Linked DNA regions of Mus musculus: regions 1, 3, 4, 5, 6 and 7 are each linked to region 2. The links are chromatin contacts, found by Hi-C in ENCODE. All regions are on one chromosome and are shown on one strand. The core of a region is the stretch at or near the end of the contact, and the rest is flanking DNA. Distances in the headings are between cores, read along the strand shown. Region 1 overlaps Klhl29 (kelch-like 29). Region 2 overlaps Spata7 (spermatogenesis associated 7). Region 3 has its middle 41 kb from the start of 1700101O22Rik. Region 4 holds the start of 1700101O22Rik (RIKEN cDNA 1700101O22 gene). Region 5 overlaps Klhl29 (kelch-like 29). Region 6 holds the start of Klhl29 (kelch-like 29). Region 7 has its middle 180 kb from the start of Gm51970.

Region 1 (3,041 bases), core at 329-2,828, about 93 Mb after region 2:
TCTTCTCAGTGTGGCCCAGCCATGGTCCCTCCTGGTCTACCCCTCATGGCAGCAATGCACTGCTGTCCCCTCTTCCTCAGTGTGGCCTCTAGTTATGGCAGGCATGATGAGTCGCATGTGTAAATAGCATGCATTCTTTGATCATCCCGTTACTTTAGCCTTACCTGCTTAATGGACCAGAGCAGGAATGGATTCTGGGCCCACAATGACCTGTCCAGTTTGGCTGTTACCTTTGACCGAAGCCATAGACGGTGGGCCAGGTGCAGGCTAGATGTCCTCCTCAAGACTCTGTGCCGTGGTCTTTCCATCTTGTGTCAAGTCCTTTGGACCATTCAGTCCTAGGATCTGTTTAGTGAAATCAAGGATGCTCTAGGCCATCTTATATCTCCTGGATACCTGGATCTACCTTGATCTTAGGTGTCTGTAGTTTACCCACTGCTAGAAGGTAAGTGGGGGTCAAGTTCTAGGCAATCCTGATTCTCTCATCCTCTTCCTGCTCCCTAACTCCTAGAAGAAAGAAGATATTTCTGATCCAAAGTGTGTTCTGCTTGTCCCAAGTGTTGGAAATAAAATGTTATTAGATGGTACTGTCTATGCATGCCTGCATGCCTGCGTGTGTATGTGCACATGCCGTAATTAAAGTTTCTATTGCTGTGAGGAAACACTATGACAAAGACCAACTTGGGGAGGAAAGGGTTTATTTGGCTTACACTTCCCCATTGTAGTCCATCACTGAAGGAAGTCAGGACAGGAATTCAAGCAGAGCAGGAACCTGGAGGCAGGAGCTGATGAAGAGGCCATGGAGGGGTGCTGCTTACTGGCTTGCTCTGATGACTTGCTCTGCTTGTTTTCTTATAGAACTCAGGATCACCAAGCCCAGGAATGGTACCACTCACAATGAGCTGGGCCCTCCCTCATCAAACAGAAAATTCCCTAATGCTGGACCTTATGGAGACATTTTCTCAATTGATGCTCCCTCCTTTTAGATAATTCTAGCTCATAGCAAGTTGACATAAGACCAACCAGCACAGTATATAAACCAAGTTGCATGGGTGTTTATGTATGACTGTGTCTCTGAGTATATTTGTGTGTCTGTATGACCATTACTGTGTCTCTCTGTGTATTTATAAATATATGCATGTGTCATGTGTGCCTCTGTATGTGAACAAGTATATCTCTGTACCTGTATACATGTATATTCATATGTATGAGTATCTGTGTAGGAATGTGTGTGTGTGTGTGTGTATCAGTATGTGTGTTTCTTGCTATGTGAATGAGTATATCTATATCTGTTCATGTATGTGAGTATGTCTGTGTGTTTCATGAGTGTCTGTGTGTATATATGAGTGTGCCTGTGTAAATGTATAAGCAGGCAGGCAGACAGGCAGGGAAGGCCTGGTTCCTACCTTCCTCTAATGATGCCTTGCCCCATCAGGAGCCTCTAATTTTCTGTTTGTACTGTGCCAGGCCTGTGAGGGATCCAGTCACTCACCCACGCCTCTGTCTGTAAAATGCCAACCAGCCATTTATGTTCCAGCTTCTTAGAAAAATGAAAAACTCCAGTCATTCAGCAAAGGCAGCTTATGAATGGTCTCTACTGACTTGCCTTTCAGGGCCTTGCAGACCAGCCTCTGAGACTGGAGACTCAGATAGGCCCTAGGCCACAGCTGCGTGGGTAAGCAAAGCATGCTGGGGCCTGAAGGCCTGTAGATGGATCTGGACGTGGGCATGTGTCGAGAGCAGGATGTCTCAACTTAGGATGCTTGGCTTGTGCTTGGCTGTGCCTAAGGGTGGGAGGACCCGGGAAGAACTGGGTCAGGCTGAACCTCGACTGGGTTAGGCTCTGCCTTCAGAGACAGTGGGAATCCAGGTCTGTGTGCAGAGGGGACCCACACTGAATCCCAAGGAGTGATGATGTGTTCTGGGGTGACGAGAGGGAGGGCTTGTCTGATGACTCTAATTCTATTGTAGCACTGCCCAAGCGGGGACTTCCTAGAGGGCCTTAGTAAGGGAGAAGGCGCAGGCAAACAGAGCTGCAATCGCAGTCTCTTGTGGAGCCACTGGCCTCAGCTGGCTTGTGCGTCTGACTGTGCTCCCTAGAGAAGCTGTTTTGAGGTTCTCTCCCACTTGCACACTCTTCCTGTTCTCTCTGAAATGCCAGGGGCTACTATGCTGGGCTAGGGTGAGTGGACCTCCATTAGGGACATAAGAGGTGACTGCTAGCGGCCACAGCTCAGCCTAGCCACAAGCCCTCCAGGACAGGCCAGCTTCTGTCCCAACCTATAGCTGCTCAGATGTTTCATTTCCCATCCTCTCTGAGAACTTCCTAAGCTGCTGTACAATAGTGGTCCCTCCCATAGTCTCGGGGCATCTAAAGATCCCAGCCCTAATCCTAACCTTAACCCTAACCCCACTTAGTCTGGTGTCTTGTTTGGAAAGACACAGCTTCTGGTTTCTTCCATATTTGATCCCTGCTACCATTCAGGCTATGTTGACAGTGACTAGGTTAGCCACAGAAGCTTGGCCTCAGATTGGTTGGGGATACCAAGGACATAGCTTCCGGCATGCCCTTTAATAGCATGGGTGTGTGGGAGTTAGCTGTCTGAAGTGCTCAAAGCCTGCCCTCTTTCCTGGAGCATCCTAGCTATGATGCTAGACCAGATCATAGCTCAAACCACTCCTAGACCCTGCTTCTCATCTACAATGATGTAGCAAATGGCTCTACCCCTGCCCCGCCCCCACATACTCCATTCCTCTACCCAGATCTCCTTACCTCTCTCCTAACACTGGCCTGATTGACTTACCATCTGCTCCCTGAAGGACAACATCACTCTCCTTGCTCTTCCTGTTATAAATGACAGTACCACCCATTTCTTCTCCAGCTAAGGAAGGATAGATCCAACACTTAAAGAACAGATGCTCAGAGCTTGCTGTTTAGAAAGGTGGGAAGTGCATCAGATCCAAAGTATTATTAAAATCCGCTAAATGGATAGACATAATTGCACTTAAAATTGAAGTTGGGTGGCCTCTGTGCCCAGCTA
Region 2 (3,311 bases), core at 161-2,660:
ATGGCAAGTAGCCATCTGTCCGCCAGCCAGCCAAGACCAGATGAAACTCGCAGATCTATGGTGCAAGAAAAGGAATTCTGCTGGCAACTGTAGCATGGAAGCAGTTTCTCCCCCAGTCGAGCCTCCTGATGCCATCACAGCCCTGAATACCACCTGGACTGTAGCTTTTGACCCCATCACTCTGTGTTTCAATTCTTGAACCATAGCAATATGAGAGCAATAATAAATATGTGGTGTTTCAAGACACTAAAATTGTGGTAATTTATTACATAGCATTGAAATTACAGAAATCTTAATATGTAAAAGGGGACAAAAAAAAAGAAGAAAAGTAATATTGAGTTACTGGCCACATGGAGTGTTTATTAATGTAGATCCAGAGGTCAGTCTTCAATGCTCATTCCCATGATTCGTAGAGTCGATAATTCCTTACCATGATTACTGCCACCATTGATGCTGGGGAATGGACCAGATGGGGACAGTGATGTGCTCAGACAACAGAGTTCCCTGGAAGTCTCAGCCCTTTCAAAGTCACTGTCACCTTCAATGACATCCACAGAGGTTTCCTGGTCTATTACACTATCAGAAACACTTGGATTGTTTTCATTCCAGGGTGAGGCTTCATTATCTGTTTCGTCATTGACCTGTTGAATTATAACACCCTCTGAATGCTTGACTTTATGGGCGGGTATTAAAAATTCGCCCGGTAAAGAGAACATCTTGTTTTCGTCCTTCGGCACAGCCGACAGCATGTCCAGGGCCTCCTGGTACTGCTGGCGCTCGTGGTGACTCACTGTTTCTTCATCACTTACAAACTCATTTTCTCTTGAAATCAGAGCCTTTTGAAAATGAAGTTGATTCAACATTCTGAAATGTTTTTGCTTTGCTGGGTCTTCCTCAGATATGCAGCCTAAGTCAACCTTCAGCCCATGCAGCAGGTAGCGCATCTTTCCCTAGAATTGGGGGGAAAGCAATTCTGAGGGTCGTTACATTCGCTACACTATTAAAACTGAACTCTATCTGCAGCGCTGCTAGTCTCATGATCACACTCTCCCAGTCCTGCCCCTTTCCCCTCATAAAAAGCACAAGGCAGAAAGTGCCTATTTTAAATAAAACATATTCTTTTAGAGAATAGAAAAACATTAAATTCCAAAGAAAGACCAACCTCCTCCAAATGATGTTTATTTTTCTTTATATGTCGCTCAAACAGTCGCTCTAGAAACCTACAAATGATAAAGAAAAATATTAGTATCTTAAACTCAGATAACCTACTAAATGTAAAATAGTTACATAACATAAAAACCGACAAAGGCTGCAAAGTAGTTTTCAGATGAATGGTTTTCCCTGTGAAGCTAGAAACAAATCCTTCCTGCTCTGTCACGTGCTCTAACCTGGCAGGCAGCCTGGCTTCTGTTACGCATTTGTTTTTACGTTAGATAACAGACGCCAGTCTATCAGAAGGATTACGTACTACTTATGTTTCTGTGACTGTTTTAGGTGAAGGATAGAACTGCCTGCAAATCTCTCTCCCCATTAGACACACAGACACTAAAAGCTCCCTGCGCCCTTCACCAACCCTACAGAAAATGCTCTCACAGAGCTGTTAACCTTGCTCCTAAAGAATACTCTCCATGGACGCCAAGCCTACAAAACAGCCTCCAAGTGGATGCCAGGGCTTTATGCTAAACATATACAATAGTCTGCCTCCACTCACCCCAGCCACGGTCTCTTATGCAGCCCTGGCATTCAGAGATCTGCCTCCTTGCTGGGATTAAAGGCGTGTGCTACCATGCCTGGCCCTCTCTTCCTGCTAAAGCCAGGGTATGAAGACCAGTGAGAGCCATGGTAAAGGTGAGAGATTACATCTCTAGGATGAGTTTCCTCTCCCCTGAGGTTACAGCCCCTTCAGAAAATTTACCTGAGAAGCAAAGGTCACGATCCCTTCAGAGAAGTGACCAGCTTCAGGGAATACATTCTTTCTACAGCAGGCCCAGTACCACTCTTACTATTCACAAGTCTCCTGGAAACAACTAATTTCCTTGGCCACCATCATTCATACTCGTTAACACATGCAGTAACCCAGGAGGCCTGGGTTGTCCTATCATGTTTAGAGATCCAGAAACTTGTATCCTACTCTACAGCTACTGCTAACATTCTGGAATTGCACACCCGGACATTGTTATATGCTTATATATTTCCTCAAGCTGGGATTAAATAATACATATTATTTTGGTATAAATACACACACACATACACACATTATTTTGGTATAAATACACACACACACACACACACACACACACAAACACACAAACACACGCATTTTCTCATCAACTAGATGAGATCAACTGAAAGGTTGAACACCTTTCAGTGTGAAGAACTCCATCTTGCACCATTTAGTTTCTTTCTCAGTCTGGTTTTATGTTTGGTCTTATGAACCAGTGCTAAATCTTAAAGAGGAAATATAAACATTTAAGGAAACATGTAAATGATATGCAAATTTTGGGGTTGTATTAAAAAACATAAAAGTTACCATTTTAACCCTGTAAAATGTGTAGTCCAGTAGGGTTCCACCTATTGGTGCTGCTGGGAAGTGGCTCTCTAAACTGTTTCACCTTGAAACTTAAAAACTCCTTATGCAGTTCTTAAAAGTTACTAGTTTTGTCTCAACAATAAAAGAACCTCTGGTGGAATCACCATGCCTGACCTCAAGCTGTGCTATAGAGCAACTGTGATTAAAAACTGCATGGTACTGGTACAGCGACAGACAGGTAGATCAATGGAATAGAACTGAAGACCCAGAAATGAATCCACACACCTGTGGTCACTTGATCTTTGACAAGGGAGCTAAAACCATCCAGTGGAAAAAGACAGCATTTTCAATAAATGGTGCTGGCACAACTGGCAGTTATTATGTAGAAGAATGTGAATTGATCCATTCTTATATCCTTGTACAAAGCTCAAGTCTAAGTGGATCAAAGACCTCCACATAAAACCAGAGACACCAAAATTTATAGAGGAGAAAGTGAGGAAAAGCCTCGAAGATATGGGCACTGGGGAAAAATTCCTGAACAGAACAGCAATGGCTTGTATTGTAAGATCAAGAATTGACAAATGGGACCTTATGAAATTGCAAAGTTTCTGTAAGGCAAAAGACACTGTCAAGAAGACAAAAAGGCCACCAACAGATTGGGAAAGGATTTATAACAATCCTAAATCTGATAGGAGACTAATATCCAATATACACAAAGAACTCAAGAAGGTGGACTCCAGAAATTCAAATAGCCCCATTAAAAATGGGGTTCAGAGTTAAA
Region 3 (3,025 bases), core at 246-2,745, about 91 Mb after region 2:
TTTAAATTATACAGAAAGCCATTTACATTATATTGGTATTTTTGTAATAATGCTAGAAACTGAATTATCACTATATATTTATATATATTCTAAACATATACAAATACATATATATATAAAACATATATACACATGCATACATATGTAATGCCCACATATATACACACATATGTATACATACACACATGTATATAAATGTATACACACACATGTATATATATATGCACACATATGTATACACACACATATATACAAATACACACATATACTTGTGTGTCAAAATATATTTGTGCTTCTTTTTATTATATTACATCAATCAGAAAAATGTCATGGTTACAATGCCAGTGAAATATGTACAAGATGAACAGCTTCAACTCATGTCTGAGCACCATAGAGAAGGGCATATAAAAGTGCAAGCATATATTTAGACAAATATATTCAGATGCAGGTGCATGTGCATAAAAATTATCACTGTCTTTGGCAGCTTAGAAAATACCTGTAAAGTCTTTCCTTATAAGGTTTGTTGACTTATACAAACAGAATAATGACTGAAGAGAGATGTCCCTCATATTTCTTCCTGCCTGAGATTCTAAAGCATCTAGGCCATCTGAGTTCTCCTTTACATTTTGTCAGTTATATCAAAAGTGGCGTTGGTGGAAAAGCACTTACAGCAGGTCTGAGTGGGAGAGACATCAGCTGAGTTGCTATTCTAAGGTAGTGAACAGGATTCAGGGAACATCTTAAAGTTAGACAACTTGTTGTTGTTGTTGTTGTTGTTTTTAGCTCACTATATACTTTGGTTGTCCTGGCTGTAGTTCAGGCCAGCTTCAAATTCACAGAGATCTACCTGCCTCTGCTTGCTAAATTATAAGATTGAACTCAGGCACCAACATGATAACTTCTAGTTAAATCCAAAAACGAAATGGGATACAGAGAATTTAGCCCTGTTCTCTGTGACTCACCCTGCTGATTTATTCTTGTTTCTTTGGAGTATATATGAAGTCCCTGACTTTTGAAGTAGCTTATTTTAGGCTGCATATTCAGAACCTGTGTTTGTGAAGAACTTTTCCAACTGTGAAGTGTTGAAGGAGTTTGAGTTAAAGATGAACTTTTTGTTGGAGGATAAGGTAGGACAGAACCACTTGTGTCATGGGAAATTTTGCATTACTGTTCTAATTACTTTTCCTTGCTGAGATAAAACATTTTGACCAAAATGCAACTTGGGGAAGAAAGAGCTTACTTGGCTTACACTTTCAGGACACAGTTCATGATTAAGGGAAATGAGAGCAGCAAATCTGAAGTAGAAACCATGAAAGAAGCCTGTTATCTGGTCACTCTCTAGATCATATTTAGCTAGCTTCCTTATAGAGCCACAAATTTGTGTGTGTCCATTCCCATCAATCAACAATTGAGACCATCCCACACAGGTATTTTCATAGGCCAGTCTCATCAAGGCAATTTCTCAATTGAGGTTTTCCTCTCAGAAAACTATAACCTGTGTTAAGTTGACAGTTAAAGCCAACCAGAGAAACTGCTCTGTTCTATAGAGGTGGTGTTTCTCAATAATGAGCTGTTCTGCATCAAGAAAAGACTCAGCTCTGTTCTTACTCCACACTTCATAACTGAATTTCCCAATAAAGTAGGCATTTTCCACATGAACCATTCAGAAAATTTACATATTTCAAAAATCTATCATGGACAAGTTAAAAAATGTAATATTACTGACATACTGATTATATGTTGATATTCAAGAAGATAAAGTATTAAAATTTAATTTTATCTGGATTTGTATGTCTTTCAATGTGACCACCATAAAATCTAAACTTGCAGATATGACACACACTTTACTTATATTAATATAAGACTGCTGCCTAGATACTGCTCATTTAAAAAATATATGTAAGGCTCAAACATCTAAGGGGAAAGTCCTTAGATAACTAACTTGTTATTTCTTATTTATGGTGATTAGATAGAAGTGATTCAGTAGACTATAGAAAAAATGTGAAATTTGAGAAGGGAGAGAAAGGAGATAGGAAAGATATTAATAAAGTAACTAGCATGGAGGGCTGGAGAGATGGCTCGGCCATTAAAGAGTGGACTCACAACTGAAATATGGTATAGAATAGAAACTATTTTTTATTATTTGTAATATAGTCTTTGTAATAAAAAAGAGTAGAGACCAAGCAATTCAAGCTGTCTATTAATGATGGTGTGTTAAGATGTTGATGATGTTTGATGTATTTCAAAGTATTATTGGTGTAACTGGGCTGGAGAGCTTAACAATAGTTTTATGTATTATCAGTGAATACAGATAAAATGCCTTACTCCCATCCCAGCCAAAACCCAAATTGTAGGACACTAAATAGATTTAAGCAGCTAACTTATCACTATATCAGAAATCTAAGATGTTTTGTATCTCTTGAGTCACTGAGAGACCAGAGTAGTTTTGAATATTAGAATAAATCATCTCTAAGTTTTCAGTTTTCATATAATTTTCAATGTCTATGGTTGATGTTCCTTCAGCAGGATTGCATTCAGCACCACGGAGAGCTCATTCTCCCACAGGGCACTCAAATCATTTCTGCATCTCTCTCTCCCTCCCTCCCTCCCTCCCTCCCTTCCTCCCTCCCTCTCCCCCTCCCTTCCTCCCTCCCTCTCCCCCTCCCTCCCTCTCCCCCTCCCTCCCTCCCTCCCTCTCGCTCCCCCTCCCTCCCTCTCCCCCTCCCTCCCTTTCCCCCTTCCTCCCTCATCCCTCCCTCCCCCTTCCTCCCTCTGTCTCTCTCTCTCTCTTTCTCTCTCTCTCTCTCTCTCTCTCCAGAAACTGAAGCAGAGGAGAGATATCCCCATTCACACAGTCATGTCTTTTTCCCATTATACTTCTTTAATGCCATTACAGACAATTCAACTTTTTAAAATGTGTGTCTCAGTTTCCTTTTTGTTGCTTTTGTTGTTGTGATGAAACACTACGAAAAAGGCAATTTATAAAAGAACAATGTTTATTAGGGATGACCATTTCAGAAGGTTA
Region 4 (3,372 bases), core at 730-3,229, about 91 Mb after region 2:
TCATCATTGACTAATTAGGGCAATTTGTCCCTGTAATTCCCAAAGACACCTACTCCTCCCCCAATTAGTCAACAAGTATTTATTCAGGTGTTTTGACATATAATCCCATTGCCATCCCTGAGAGTCTGTTCTTCCCCTGAATGGGCCCCAGTGCCTTTACTTCTGTTGCATGTCATTGTGTACTGTTTCAGCTTTGTATGGTCGATCCTCTCATTATACTGAGAACTTTCAGACTTTGTGGTTGAATGTAACCCTAATGCCTAGACTAAACCCTGGCCTAGGAATGGGTGCTAAGTTATCACTTGAAGAGTAGACGAACAAATGAATTTGTACTTGGTGGTTCTCATTTCATCATCACTGTGACTGACAGAAGAAACATGGGGGCCACCCCCTCTACTTCTTGGTGACAATTATTATGCAGTTCAGACAAGAATAAATCTAGTGGTCAATGAGATGCTGAATAGATTAATATAGTAAATGCTATAAGAACTTGAGGGTATCAATAAATTTTGGAGAAAGTAGGCAAAAGTTACAATAGCAGGATTTAAGTTGCTTTTGGAAACTGGTAAGTATGAAGCTATATATATATATATATTTGATAGTAGAGATTCTTGACCATCCCAGATACCTGGTCATTTCTCCAAAGTGATTAATAATGCAGGGATTATGACTCTGTGAGTGATGTCACCGATGAGCAGGCTTTTGAGAGACATATAAGAAAGAAACAACCTAATTTCTAAGAGGCGAACTGTAAACGTCAGTGCCCAAGTAAGATAACATCTAAATCTGTGGATATTCTCACAATCATAGGTTTAGCCCCATGAAGCCCCCCTGCCTTTCTCTTTCCCCTTTTGTTAGCCTGGGGAGACATGGAGGACATCTTTGACCAAACACTCTTAAAACAGCCATGTGTAAGCTCAAGACATGAAGGGAGCAGCTAGAAAGTACATCATAGTGGAAAGATGGGGAATATCACACAGATTTTAAGAGAGCCCCTAGCTGTCATTGCTATAACTCTCCTTGCTTTCAATAGCTGCTGTAAAATTCAAGCACGCTGATATATTTGCTACCATCAACCCCAGATCTAAGGCCAGTGTTCTAATTTTAGCCTGTACCCTGACCCACAAAGAAGGTTTTCTCTACTTTTTCTTTTGCTTCCTCACATATGGGCCAGACCCAGTGCTTTATCACATCCTTGTGAAATTCATGTTCCATTCTAGTTAGTGATACTAGTTAGTTCCATTCATGTTAGTGATACCCATATCCACTCAGCAGAGCTGCTATCACAGAGTCAGAATCCCTTTCTTCCTCTCTTCCTTACTTCATTTTTTAAATTTCCTTTATTCCTTCTTTTTTCAGTACTTTATTGGTCCTGTGGGTGAAGTATTTATAGCAATTTTTGAGAAGGATATTAGAAAAGATTTTGCAGGATTTCAAAGATCTCCTTAAAGGAGAGAAAAATCATATCTTAACACTATTCCTAGGTACCATCCATAGGATTCTGGTGAATGCTTTGAGAATCCAGGTAGGATGAAGAAAAATCTCTTATGATTCCTAATTCTGGGGACATTGAGGCTTTCTCTAGCTGCCCTGGGAATTGCCTGTGGTGGGCAGACCTACCATGTTAATTTTTTTAGGAATGGTGCTTAACTGTGAAAAACAAGCAATGACCATTGCCCTGCAGGATTAAAGCTTTCTTTACACCATTCAGCCCATGTTCTTCTCCAGTGTTCTCCCATAGTACAAATCAATGTTTGCTTAGTCATTGTAGACTAAGGGATGGGTTAAAGGAAACAAGATAGAGAAAGCATAGGGAACCGGAGTCTGGACTTAAAATAGGATACATGTCTTCTGCCTAATGTTTCTTTTTATGTGGTTTCCATGTGGATCATCATCTGATAGTGATGTCAGTCATTGTTAGCAGATAGTGCTGTCTTTTAGCTAATGGGCTGAGTGAGTGAGAGGGCAGCAAGGCGTCAGAGGGAAGAGACATAGGCAGAGCAACAATACTCAGGAAAGAAGTGGACAGATGGCCGTAGCAGTGGTATGAGTTCAAGAATGCTTGTGAATGTGTATGGATATAAAGAACAGAACAGAGAATGAAGGTCTTTTAGCAGAATGTCTGCTGGAGCACAGATCTCCCTAGTGACCCCACTTGTCCCTTTATCTGATGGTCATTTTTTGTGTCCACCTTGAGATACTAGTCTCAATTTACCGAGGAAACGGCCTGGCAAGTCACAATAGGTAGCATTGGAAATGCGTATTCTAGAAGATGTAATTCAGAAAAAGTTTGGTTCTGCTCCACCCATACCTGGGTCTTGGTTTTCTCATTGAAGGAAGAGGTATCTAATTACTCTGGTGACTAAGATGATCTATGAACTTTTGGTCTTGCTATAAGTCCTGATGGAATACTGAAGAGACAGATTTTATGTTGAAGTATGGGTTCTCTAATAGAACATACTAGACATTATGGGGGAGTTAACATTCTATTCCATAATGAGGAGTAGAACTTATAAGAACTCTACACAAAGCTATATGGGTCTAAGTTTGGAAGTAGAATCTGGTAGCACAAATTAATGATTTATTATGCCATTAATTGGCTTATATATTCAATAACTATGTCTTCTTAAAGTTGCAGTTAAGGGCTATTCTACAGGCTCTTCTCAGACATCTGAGCTTACGTGGTCTTCCTGCCTCATCTTTCTCATCTGGTGCTACAAGAACATGCCATTGTTCCTGGCTCAGTAATATTCTTGAATATTTGCTGCCAGTGCCTCTAAGTTAGGGATCTAAGAAAGAAATGACAAAATCAAGTCTATGCCCTTGAGTCGCTTGTAACTCTGTATGCTGGCTAGTATTTTTAACTATTTGCTTGCCATAACTTACAATCAACTGAGAAGACAGCCTCAGTTGAAGACATTTTTAGATCAGGTTGGCCCACAGCCATGTCAGTAGGGGTTGTCTTGATGGTGAATAAGGATAGGGAGAAGCTCTTTGAATGAGGTGAGGGCATCACAATTTCATGGGCTGGGCCCTGACCTGAGTGAGTAGAGCTAAGTGAGCACAAGCTGGCAGCCAGCATGGTGCATTCATCTCTCTCTACCATTCCTATGGGTGTGGTACAACCAACTGTCTTATAATCTTGTCCTGTGACTTCACTGCAATGGTGGCCTGTGACCTAGAACTGTAAAAGAAGACCCTTCTTACTCAAAGTCACTCTGGTCAGTGTGTTTTATTAGAGCAACAGAAATGGAACTAGTGTAGCTTGTTAGGAGGAAAGGGGACATAACTGAGGTGGGTGTGGCATCTAAAGAAAGAACCATCTTGTCTAGAAAGTTTCCAGTCCTCTCTATCTAGGATTAATTAACCAAA
Region 5 (3,392 bases), core at 262-2,761, about 94 Mb after region 2:
GCTGGGTTGTGACTTAGAACACTGGAGGAAGGGACAGTGTATTCCATTTCCCAGGAAGAGCTAGATCTTACCCAGCAGGGGGTTCAAGTGCCCTGCTAGCTTTAATTCAGTGGGGAGCATTGGCTGCTGGGAGAAGGGAGGAGCAACCGTATGCCACTGAGCCCCAAGGTTCTTGTAGGCCATCTGCCCAGATCTCAGGGTCTAAATGCAGCCAATGCCTAAGTGAAAACACCACCCGCTCCCCCTCCGCATCACTATCCCACCCCCCTAAACTAGCTGAGCTACCCAGCCCTAGAAAAAAAAAGGGACACATTTTGTGGGTCACCAGATACCCTGCAGTGAGAGTTGTTTGTTCCTTGCTGTATTCCCAGCGTTGGCACATAGCCGTCCTCAGTAAACACTTGTTGAATGCAGTTGTGCATGCCCAGAGGGATGGGATCGGGGCTACCCACAGAAGCAGAGGGGGCCACTAGGCTAAAGCAGCTGAGCAAAAGTCACCCTCAAATCGTTGCGATCCTCCGTTTCTGTGCGTTTCGCTAACTTCATTCTAACGCTCTGCCCTCCCTTTCCCGCTTGGCCAGGTACTTTTTGCATTCTCCTTTGCACGGGTCTCTGCCCAGTGCTGAGCCACACCATGAACACAGCCAAGTTCTAATGTTCTTTCTTCTCCTAAGGTGCAATCCTAGAGGCTGTAGAGAAGAAGATAAGCAAGCCACTAAGGCCTTGGTTGTTTCTGGTCACGGGCAATAGGTTCACCAATTGTCCCTGGGATTCCACAAGCCTCTCCCTGTGTCTTCCCTTCCTCCAGAAGACCCAACACCCCCTCTGCAACTCAAGGGTAGCCTAACCAGACCTGGCTGGCTCCAGACTCCTTAGGACTTACCTTGCCTCTTCCCAGAGATCCTCTTCTCCTCTGACTCCACCCCCATTCCGCGGGTCCTAACAGCCAGCCCTACCCCAAGCCTCTAAACTACCTAGATCCAGCCACCTCCCCCCAACCCACCGCCACCCTGTGACAGCCCCTTCCTTTGCTGTGCTCTACAGACTCCAAGCTTCGTATACTCAAATGAACCCTAAACTTTCCTGGGCTGTTGCTCCTGCTATGCCTCTAAGGAGAGTGTCCAGGAAACCGCAAAAGGCAGTCGTTTAAATGCTCAATTTTTTGTAAGTACAGCTTGATCCTGGTTCTGTGGCTCACTAGCTGTGAGAGCTTAGACAAGTTCTTTTCTCTGGAAGCTTCCTTTTTCCTACAGACCTTAGGGTTAACCCTGAGATATGAAGGAGATAAGATAATGGCTAGTCTCGAAAGGAGATACAGGAAGAAAACATGCCTCCTATGCCAGGCTCTTCTAAAGCCAGGATACAGATGAACACCCAGGTTGCATGACGCAAGTGTCATTCTAGATGGCCTCTTTCCTTCATTGGGCTCTTCACACCAGAGCCCTGCCCTCTAGCAGCCTGGGGCCCCAGCCCAAACCAGCAGCTAGGAATTGCGCAGGCGCACTCTGCAGCACAGGCGTGTCCTAGCCCTTCCTGGGTGACAGTGAGGCACCGCCCACCCCGCCCCTGGCGCCGCCTTCACGTGCTGCAAGTCCCACCCGGAGGTTCCCACGTCTTCGAGTTCCTATTTGCATATGCGCACGCCAGATATTTATATCTTCTCCTCAGCCAGTCCAAGTTATTGATGTCTTAAAGTGACTTTAATCTGAGTCTTCTCTTCTTCAAATGGGCTTTTGATTTCCGGAGTGATATTATACATGGCTGTAAGCTATTGACTGAGCGATTGCGTTGTGTTCTCAATGTGCTGATGCTGGGAATCTGCGATATAAATAAACTTCCTCTGGTAGAATCATTATAAAGCACAAGCAGCAGAAATTTATGGAAAGAACAGATTAAATGCTTAGACTTAAATTCTTCAGCGTGCGCCTTGCCCTAAACTGCTGTGTCTGGAATTTGGGCTGCTGATTCAGGTGGAAAAAAATCAAACGGACACATCGCTTGTCGGTGCATTTTTACTATGATCTATTGTGTTGCCAAAAGAGAAAGCTCAAAAGCTGCCATTGATAATCCTGGTTAAAACTTGGAGCATAAATTATTAAGACATGTAGTTTCTTTTCAGAATGGTTGGGGATTGGGGCGGTAGCGCAGTAAAGAAATACAACATCAATATGTGCTTATGCATTGTAATGCGGGACATTTTTATGCCCATAATAAAACATTCCGCCTACAACTATGTTTATGAAAGCAACAGATAGGAAGATCCATAATGCCACTTAATAGAGTTAATCACCTCCCATCGGAACGCTTTAAAAGGCTTTTTATTGCACGTTGAAAAGCTCTGACCATAATTAATACCCGGCACACTGTCAGGTGCCAGTCAGAGAACTGGAAGCAGGAAGGGAACTCCATAGCACCGTGGGGCTGAAAAGATTCTCCAGACTGCTTCCAGCTGTCTATGCTCCCAGGTTTTAAATCAGGAGGCCAGCCTCCAGGGCTAGGCTGTGTCAAGCCCTGTTCTCTATGGGGCATAGACCTTTGAATTTTAAGTTGTGGGCCCTAGATATAAATTCAGCTCTTTGTTCTTAAGGTTTCTAAGGTTTGGACTGGTCTGAACTCTTGACAGTAGTCCCCCAAATTACCTTCCCAGGGGTCCTGAGATTCTAAGTAAGGTAGCCTCATTGCTCAAAGATGGTCTGGATGGCTAAGAAGTTGACACATGGCACTCAGCATTCCTCGGAGGTGGTCTGTCTTTGGTCAAGAGGTAGGTAAGGTCAAGTCATACCTCAGGCCCATTCCCTTCCCTCCCTTCCCTCCCTCCCCCCCTCCCCTCCCCTCCAGAGGAGGGACCTTATCTCCACGTCCCTTATCACTTAACAGCTGTGAAACTGGAGGCAGCCAATCTCAACAGCCCAGAAAAGCTGAAGAGGTGAAGGATCAAACTAAAATAATTCAAGAATAGAATTGCCCTTTAAAACTGGATTTAAGCCAGCCAGAGAAAATAAAGAGGAGGATCCATAATGCCACTTAATAGAGTTAATCGAGTTCCAATGGATACTTCCACAAAGGCATGGGCCTTCCCAGAGGCTGGGCAACTGACTGGTGGTAGAGCTGGACCCAGCTGGTCCTCTGGAAAGTCATTTCCTGTGTGTAAAGGCTGCTTTCTTCATGGAAACTGTTGAGCCAACATGAACTGAGAATGAATGACCTGTGAGGTCAGCAAGGCTGAGCTGTCGAGATCACAGCCTGGTGCCCTGCTGCAGCCTAACATGGCGGACATGAACTGAGAATGAATGACCTGTGAGGTCAGCAAGGCTGAGCTGTCGAGATCACAGCCTGGTGCCCTGCTGCAGCCTAACATGGCGGACATGAACTGAGAATGAATGACCTGTGAG
Region 6 (3,036 bases), core at 292-2,791, about 93 Mb after region 2:
CACTGCCTTAATGTCACTGCCCTGGCTGTCCTGTCTTGGGGGTAGATTCCTTTGGGATGCAAACACTGTGCGTCCCTAACCCACCTTTCAAGCTTTTGAACACTAAAACTTCATCTGATTCTCCCCCCCCCCCAAATGCAGTTACTCTAACACCAACGGCCCATCTCCCCGCTGTCTTCTTCCCTCTTCACTGACAGTTCTCCTGCTACCCTCAGCAGATTATTATTATTTATTATTTATCAGCCATGACACTGTACTGTGCTTCCTACAAGATATTAAAGGATACACAACCCCTGCACTGAGTTTACAGCCAAAACAGCAGAGCTGTGGGTCTGACAATCACAGGAGGCCCCTGAGAGAAAAAAGTTCTCCCTCCTCCCTGGCAAAGACATGAGTGGAGCCTAGTAAAGCCTTCCCAGGACAGCCAGCCCAGATCAGCCTTAAAAAACAGCTATGTCCCTCCCCTATTACCCACCCACCCCCGCCCCCAGTTTGAAATAGGCCTCAGTATTTGTGTGGATGGGGTGGGGGAGGTATGGGTGAAGAGAAATGAAGAAGGAACCCACCGACTATAAACTTCAGACTTTAACCTTCAGACTTGCCTGAAAGATGGAGGGGAACTGAGCCACAGGCTTTCCCTCTGAATCTCAAAACAGGTGAGGGGTTCTGTGGGTCTGGGAATAAGAAAACTGACCTGCAGAGTTAGCAACCCAAGGAAGACAGGCACAGAAAAGAAGTGTGCTGGAGAGATGAAAAAGCTCACACCCACACCGGTAGCCACAGGTCTCCAGCCAAAGTTTCCTCTTAGTGTTCCAGTTAGGGTCTGCGTAGACAGCATGAAGAGAGGAAGACTCGGTCAGTGTGGATCTTGGGAGGGTTGGCTGCAGCTGGAGTGTCAAAGCAGGCCTGTGTGATCTGAGCAACCCAGGGAGGTCTGTGAAAACAGGAAAGTTCGCATATGCTCAGAAGTCAGGGCAGATGCAAGAAGACAGGACTGGCATGGCTCGCGGTGGTCTTTCAGAGATATGGACGTTCCCTACTCCTTCTCCAGGCTGGAGTGTCATAGGGAGGGCGGAAGCTGAAAGACGATTGGACTTTTCTTTCTCAAACTTTTCCACCAGTTTCCTCAGGTGTTGAGAGCAGCAGGGAAGCTCCCTTCAGTCCGTTTCCTTGAAGCCCGGGCTCTCTCGGAACCCGGAGGCCATGGCCCAGCAGCCCGGCCATGCGTCGTGAGTCTACCGGCGCGGCCACGGAGCCGGGCGAGCCGGGTATCTTTGCAGGGGGCGGGGGTGGCGGACCAACCACGGACACACCCGCTGGCATTGAGCCTGGGGCCCGGCGCGCGGCTGCAGGGGATCCCTGGGGCCCCGGGAGCCAAGCGCTGAGCCGGGCCGGGGGCGCCCCGCCTCCCCCACCCTCCGCCCCCGCCTACTCGGGCGTCTGTGATTGGCTCCGCCCGTCCCTGGCTGCGCGCCGAAGCCCGCCTCCCTCGCAGCTAAAGCAGACGGTACCCGGAGAGGAGCGAGCCAGAAGGGAGCATGGTCCCCGCGCCGCGGCCGCGCCAATCCCCGCGCCGCCGCCGCCGTCGCCGCTGTCCCTGCCACCGCCGATCTAGCAGCAGCTCTAACCCCGGCTCCGGCTACCCAGCGCACGTCCGCAGCCCAGGTCATTGGCGAGCCTAAGCTCAGCCCCCTCCCGGAGCCCGAGCCCGGAGCCCGGCGCCCGGAGCCAGCCCCAGCCCCGCGGCCGCCGCGGCTGCGGGGAGAGGGCGGGGGCGATGCTGCCGGAGCCGCCGCCGCTGCCGCCGCCTCGATGAGAGCCGCGCCGCACCGCGCATAGCCGCGCAGGCTGACAGGCAGAAAGACTGACTTCCCTCTCCCGGGCATCCTCCCTGGGCTGCCGGGAGGCGGCGGCGGAGGAGGAGGAGGAGGGAAAAGGGGAGAAGGCGGAGAGCAGGAACGAGAGGAGGTGGACCTGGATCCGTTTCTCCGGGCCAGGACTCGAGCGGCCCCAGCTACCGCTACCCGCCGGCGCCGTCCCCTATCCATCAACCCTCCTGCACCCATCCGCGACCCTGGGCTCTCTGCGCGTCGGGCCGGGGCTGGAGCGGCGCGGCCGCAGGTAAGAGCCGGATCAGGTTGGGGCTCTTGGGATGCCTAACGGGGCAGAGGGGAGGGAGTAAGGGTTCCCAGGGTCCTGGTAGCTTCTGGGCCAGGCAGGACTTGGGAGTGTGGCCCAGAGCCTGGAACGCTGGGCTCGGCTCTGGCAGTGGCGGCGGCTGGAGCTGGAGCCTCCCGCGTCTGAGCTCGCAAGCCTGCAGAAGCCCTTGCGCCTGCGCTGCTCCGGGGATGGAAAAAAGGGGGAAAAAAACTTCCTGCCCCCGGGTGTGTTATGCAGGGAATGCCTAGGGGAACTATCGCAGTGGTCGAAGGTGCTAGAAGCAAATACGACACCAGAGTCGGGTAGCGCTGGGCCGGGCCAAGCCGTGTGCGCCCCTCTCCTGGCCACCTCCCCCTGCGCGGCCCAGGGCCCCAGCAGTGCCGGGGGACCCAGAAAGCACTGGAAAGCTGGTCCCCAGGGCGGCCGTGTGCCCTGCGGGTTGGGGAGATGCGCGCCTGTGTGCCAAGGGAAGCTAGATGACGGGTTCTGCCACTCGCGTTCTTAGACCCAGCATTTGGGGACCGGGTTTCTTCACTGGATCCCAAGTAACTTTCGAGGTGGAAGAGCTTGAATATCATCTGAATGGAACCCACACAGACCGTGTTGTGACCTCCCCTACATTCCCTTGACACCTTGTGGTTTCCAGCGGGGGTTGGAGGTGGGAGGACAGCTTCAGGGATGCGAAGGGCGGGGAGGTGGTGGCGAGTGGAGAGGGGTTGTTTATGTGTGGGATAGTAGACCGGAGACACGTAGGTGGGAGTGTGGCCGCGCGCCCAGACTGCCACGGGCCATGCGGGCTGACCGCGGGCTCACGTCCGGGTCTTCGTGGCCTGGAGGCAGGAGGGTTATCTGTGGTCGCGCGCTGGTGCCCTCGCT
Region 7 (2,993 bases), core at 332-2,831, about 92 Mb after region 2:
ACATGTTCCATTATGTTCATAGCAGCCTTATTTATAATAGCCAAAAGCTGGAAAGAACCCAGATGTCCCTCAATAGAGGAATTGGATACAGCAAATGTGATGCATTTACACAATGTAGTACTACTCAGCTATTAAAAAGAATGAATTTATGAAATTCCTAGGCATGTGGATGGCCCTGGGGGGCATCATCCTGAGTGAGGTAACCCAATCACAAAAGAACTCACATGATATATACTCACTGATAAGTGGATATTAGCTCAGAAACTTAGCATACACAAGATAAAAGATACAATTTGCAAAATACATGAAACTCAAAGAATGAAGACCAAAGTGTAGATACTTTGCTCCTTCTTAGAATTGGGAACAAAATACCCATGGAAGTAGTTACAGAGACAAAGTTTGGAGCTGAGACGAAAGGATGGACCATCTAGCGATTGCCATACCCGGGGATCCATCCCATAATCAACCTCCAAACGCTAACACCATTGCATACACTAGCAAGATTTTGCTGAAAGGACCAGATAGAGCTGTCTCTTGTGAGGCTATGCTGGGGCCTAGCAAACACAGAAGTGGATGTTCACAGTCAGCTATTGTATGGATCACAGGGCCCCCAATGGAGGAGCGAGAGAAAGTACCCAAGGAGCTAAAGGGATCTGCAACCCTATAGGTGGAACAACAATATGAACTAACCAGTACCCCCCCCCCCCCCAAGAGCTTGTATCTCTAGCTGCAAAAGATGGCCTAGTAGGCCATCATTGGAAAGAGAGGCCCATTGGTCTTGCAACTTTATATGCCTCAGTACAGGAGAACACCAGGGCCAAGAAATGGGAGTGGGTGTGTAGGTGAGTTAGGGTAAGGGTATGGGGGACTTTTGGGGGTAGCATTAGAAATGTAAATGAAGAAAATACCTAATTAAAAAAATACTTGTTTTTCTTTAAATGAATGAATACTCATATGCAAGGGCTTCCAGAACTGAGAAGAAAGTAGGTTGGGTTGACCAAGTGCTTTGGGGAAGGCATCTTGGACTGTCATGTTAGTCATATCTTGGGACAAGTACAGATCACATTGTAAGCCTAATGTCTATAGAAATGGCTGTTTCATTCCCATAAATTATGCTGTTTTATTTCCAGGCCTCATTGGGATCTCCCATTTTCTTGATCTATGTTGATGTTGTCCTTGGCCAGGATTTGGTTGTAAAAATCTCCTTGTGGCTATTGGTCCAGTCTTGTTTTGTGAAGATGTTAGTATAAAAGCAAATAAAGGACTTGAGCCTGGGAGACCTGTGGAGGTAGCTCTTTTGTCATTGTTTCATCTTGGGGAGCAATCAGCAGATGCTGTGGGTTGAGAATTGTGTTATATATTCCTGGGCTGGCCTCTTAACAGTTGTATAAACTCGGTTAAGTTCTTTAACCTTTTTATTTTTCAAGGGGATGTGAAAATGAATGCATACTTTTCATTACCTTTTATAGCCTATGTGCAGAAACTGGGTAGACAGAGCTCAAGTCACATGCTCAGGATTATGGGACAAATGGCTGTGATGTGAGACCTGGGTCTGCTTGAGTCCAAATTCCATTTAGATTCAAATACAGAGTGTGCATCTCTCTTAAGCTGCTTCATTCACAACCTCAGATCCTTCATCTGTAAGTGAAAACAATGTACAGAAATGTTTGGGAGATAAAGCAATTAATAGAGATGATGTCAAATGTATAATAATGTGCAGACACATTTTATATAGTACATGTATTTGGGTTCCACTCTGCACAATGCAACCAGGAATACTGGACCTCAGTGCCCTTAGCTTAGTCCACCCTGCAGAGTCTGCCTCCCCTCTCGAACATGTCTCTCTCACAGCCTGTAGGCCAGTCTCTGCATATGCTGCTTTCCAGAACAATTTATCAGATGTTCTATTTCTATGTCTGGTCATCATTTCTTTGCCCCCCCCCCAAGGGATTTGGCTTCTAAGCCCATCTCTCACTATTAAAAGACAAATCCTTTCCAGAGTGGAAAGAGGAATGGACTCTAAGATCAGAGCAGATGAGCTTGCTAAGGAAGTGCTATGCATAGCCATGTAAGAAGCACAAGACATATTGAATGTGGCTTCCCTTCACGAGCAAAGCTGCCTCTCACTTCTGATATTTCATGGAAAGCTTCCTGGGACCCTGAATGTCAGCATCTCCCGTGGTCACATGTGAAGCCCCTCATCCCAACTGTTTCTCTGTAGAAAGGACCAGCCCACGCTCTTGTCACTTTGCAAGCTGTGCAAACATGTGTGGGTTTGAGGCAGCTCATTTTCGAGACAGCCCTTCATCTGTTCTCCTCTTGTGCAGACAGCAGGCAGGCCAAGTTCTGAACTGGCAAATCCATATGACAAGTAGGACTATTGGGGAGATGTGGTGTTTCCCAAAGCTGATCTTCTTGCAGACTCGACCCAGAAACATACCCCTTCTTTATATCAGAGAAGAGGCACCTTGCCAGGGGCTCTGACAAAGCACTCATGGCTGTGCCTGCCTCACACATCTCTTGCATTCAGCAGATGTTCCCTAAAAGTGGCTGCCAGGGCATTTCTGTAGCAGCGAAGGTGTTAAAGCTTCAAGGCCTCCAGAATATGTCTGTGCTGACAGATTGGGGAAAACATGTTAACGCGCTTATGGTGATGAGCATGTAAAAATAGGGCACAGATGTCTAATTTAAAAGACAGGAAAATTTCTTGGCATTTACATCTTATTAGTCATTACTATGTTTTTCTTGTATTTTATTCTCACGTTTAACTTTGGGTGTTCCTCTCATTTGCTTTGCCAACTGCAAGCTACCATCCCATAAACCAAACAGAAAACAACAACAACCAAAAAAAAAAAAAAAAAAAAAAAAAGTGATGCATTCCAAAAGACAGTAGCAAGTAATGAACTGGCCAGCGATCTTGCTTAGGATCTCATTTGGATTTCACAACTGCATTTAAATAAATGTGCAAGCACATTAGGCTGTCTTGACCTATT

The links. A loop is a pair of places that touch in the nucleus more often than their neighbours do.
Region 1: a map of T-helper 17 cell shows a loop between it and region 2 (22-fold over the local background). The contact joins two enhancer-like sites. A Hi-C loop is called at or near these places in 3 of 37 maps with a recorded cell type or tissue (T-helper 1 cell, T-helper 17 cell and regulatory T cell).
Region 3: a map of T-helper 2 cell shows a loop between it and region 2 (36-fold over the local background). The contact joins two enhancer-like sites. A Hi-C loop is called at or near these places in 2 of 37 maps with a recorded cell type or tissue (T-helper 17 cell and T-helper 2 cell).
Region 4: a map of T-helper 17 cell shows a loop between it and region 2 (34-fold over the local background). The contact joins the promoter of 1700101O22Rik here to the enhancer-like site in region 2. A Hi-C loop is called at or near these places in 3 of 37 maps with a recorded cell type or tissue (T-helper 17 cell, T-helper 2 cell and regulatory T cell).
Region 5: a loop to region 2 is called in a map of T-helper 1 cell, with 10 times the contacts of the local background. The contact joins two enhancer-like sites. A Hi-C loop is called at or near these places in 2 of 37 maps with a recorded cell type or tissue (T-helper 1 cell and T-helper 17 cell).
Region 6: a map of T-helper 17 cell shows a loop between it and region 2 (25-fold over the local background). The contact joins the promoter of Klhl29 here to the enhancer-like site in region 2. A Hi-C loop is called at or near these places in 2 of 37 maps with a recorded cell type or tissue (T-helper 17 cell and T-helper 2 cell).
Region 7: a loop to region 2 is called in a map of regulatory T cell, with 32 times the contacts of the local background. The contact joins two enhancer-like sites. A Hi-C loop is called at or near these places in 3 of 37 maps with a recorded cell type or tissue (T-helper 17 cell, T-helper 2 cell and regulatory T cell).

Annotation. Positions count from the first base shown.
Region 1 is chr12:5,338,993-5,342,033 of GRCm38, reverse strand. All of the region lies in intron 1 of Klhl29 (kelch-like 29), which reads left to right. Among named protein-coding and RNA genes, the nearest start is that of Klhl29, 35 kb to the left of the region's middle. Within about 2 kb of position 1,578, at least 1 of the 3 ENCODE cell types and tissues checked has a DNase peak (open chromatin) inside an H3K27ac peak, as active enhancers do.
Region 2 is chr12:98,666,741-98,670,051 of GRCm38, reverse strand. Spata7 (spermatogenesis associated 7) reads right to left here. Exons shown (of 11, transcript NM_001289572.1): 10 at 1,163-1,220; 11 at 233-950. The coding sequence ends at 381. Among named protein-coding and RNA genes, the nearest start is that of Spata7, 40 kb to the right of the region's middle. Within about 2 kb of position 1,410, at least 1 of the 3 ENCODE cell types and tissues checked has a DNase peak (open chromatin) inside an H3K27ac peak, as active enhancers do.
Region 3 is chr12:7,419,998-7,423,022 of GRCm38, reverse strand. No RefSeq gene overlaps it. Among named protein-coding and RNA genes, the nearest start is that of 1700101O22Rik, 41 kb to the right of the region's middle. Within about 2 kb of position 1,495, at least 1 of the 3 ENCODE cell types and tissues checked has a DNase peak (open chromatin) inside an H3K27ac peak, as active enhancers do.
Region 4 is chr12:7,378,937-7,382,308 of GRCm38, reverse strand. It overlaps 1700101O22Rik (RIKEN cDNA 1700101O22 gene), which reads left to right and starts at 1,979. Exons shown (of 3, transcript NR_045045.1): 1 at 1,979-2,044.
Region 5 is chr12:5,118,023-5,121,414 of GRCm38, reverse strand. The region is part of intron 5 of Klhl29 (kelch-like 29); the gene reads left to right. Among named protein-coding and RNA genes, the nearest start is that of Gm51980, 160 kb to the left of the region's middle. Within about 2 kb of position 1,511, at least 2 of the 3 ENCODE cell types and tissues checked have a DNase peak (open chromatin) inside an H3K27ac peak, as active enhancers do.
Region 6 is chr12:5,374,187-5,377,222 of GRCm38, reverse strand. It overlaps Klhl29 (kelch-like 29), which reads left to right and starts at 1,541. Exons shown (of 14, transcript NM_001164493.1): 1 at 1,541-2,121. It overlaps 2810032G03Rik (RIKEN cDNA 2810032G03 gene), which reads right to left and starts at 1,503. Exons shown (of 2, transcript NR_015579.2): 1 at 695-1,503.
Region 7 is chr12:6,638,448-6,641,440 of GRCm38, reverse strand. No RefSeq gene overlaps it. Among named protein-coding and RNA genes, the nearest start is that of Gm51970, 180 kb to the right of the region's middle. Within about 2 kb of position 1,581, at least 1 of the 3 ENCODE cell types and tissues checked has a DNase peak (open chromatin) inside an H3K27ac peak, as active enhancers do.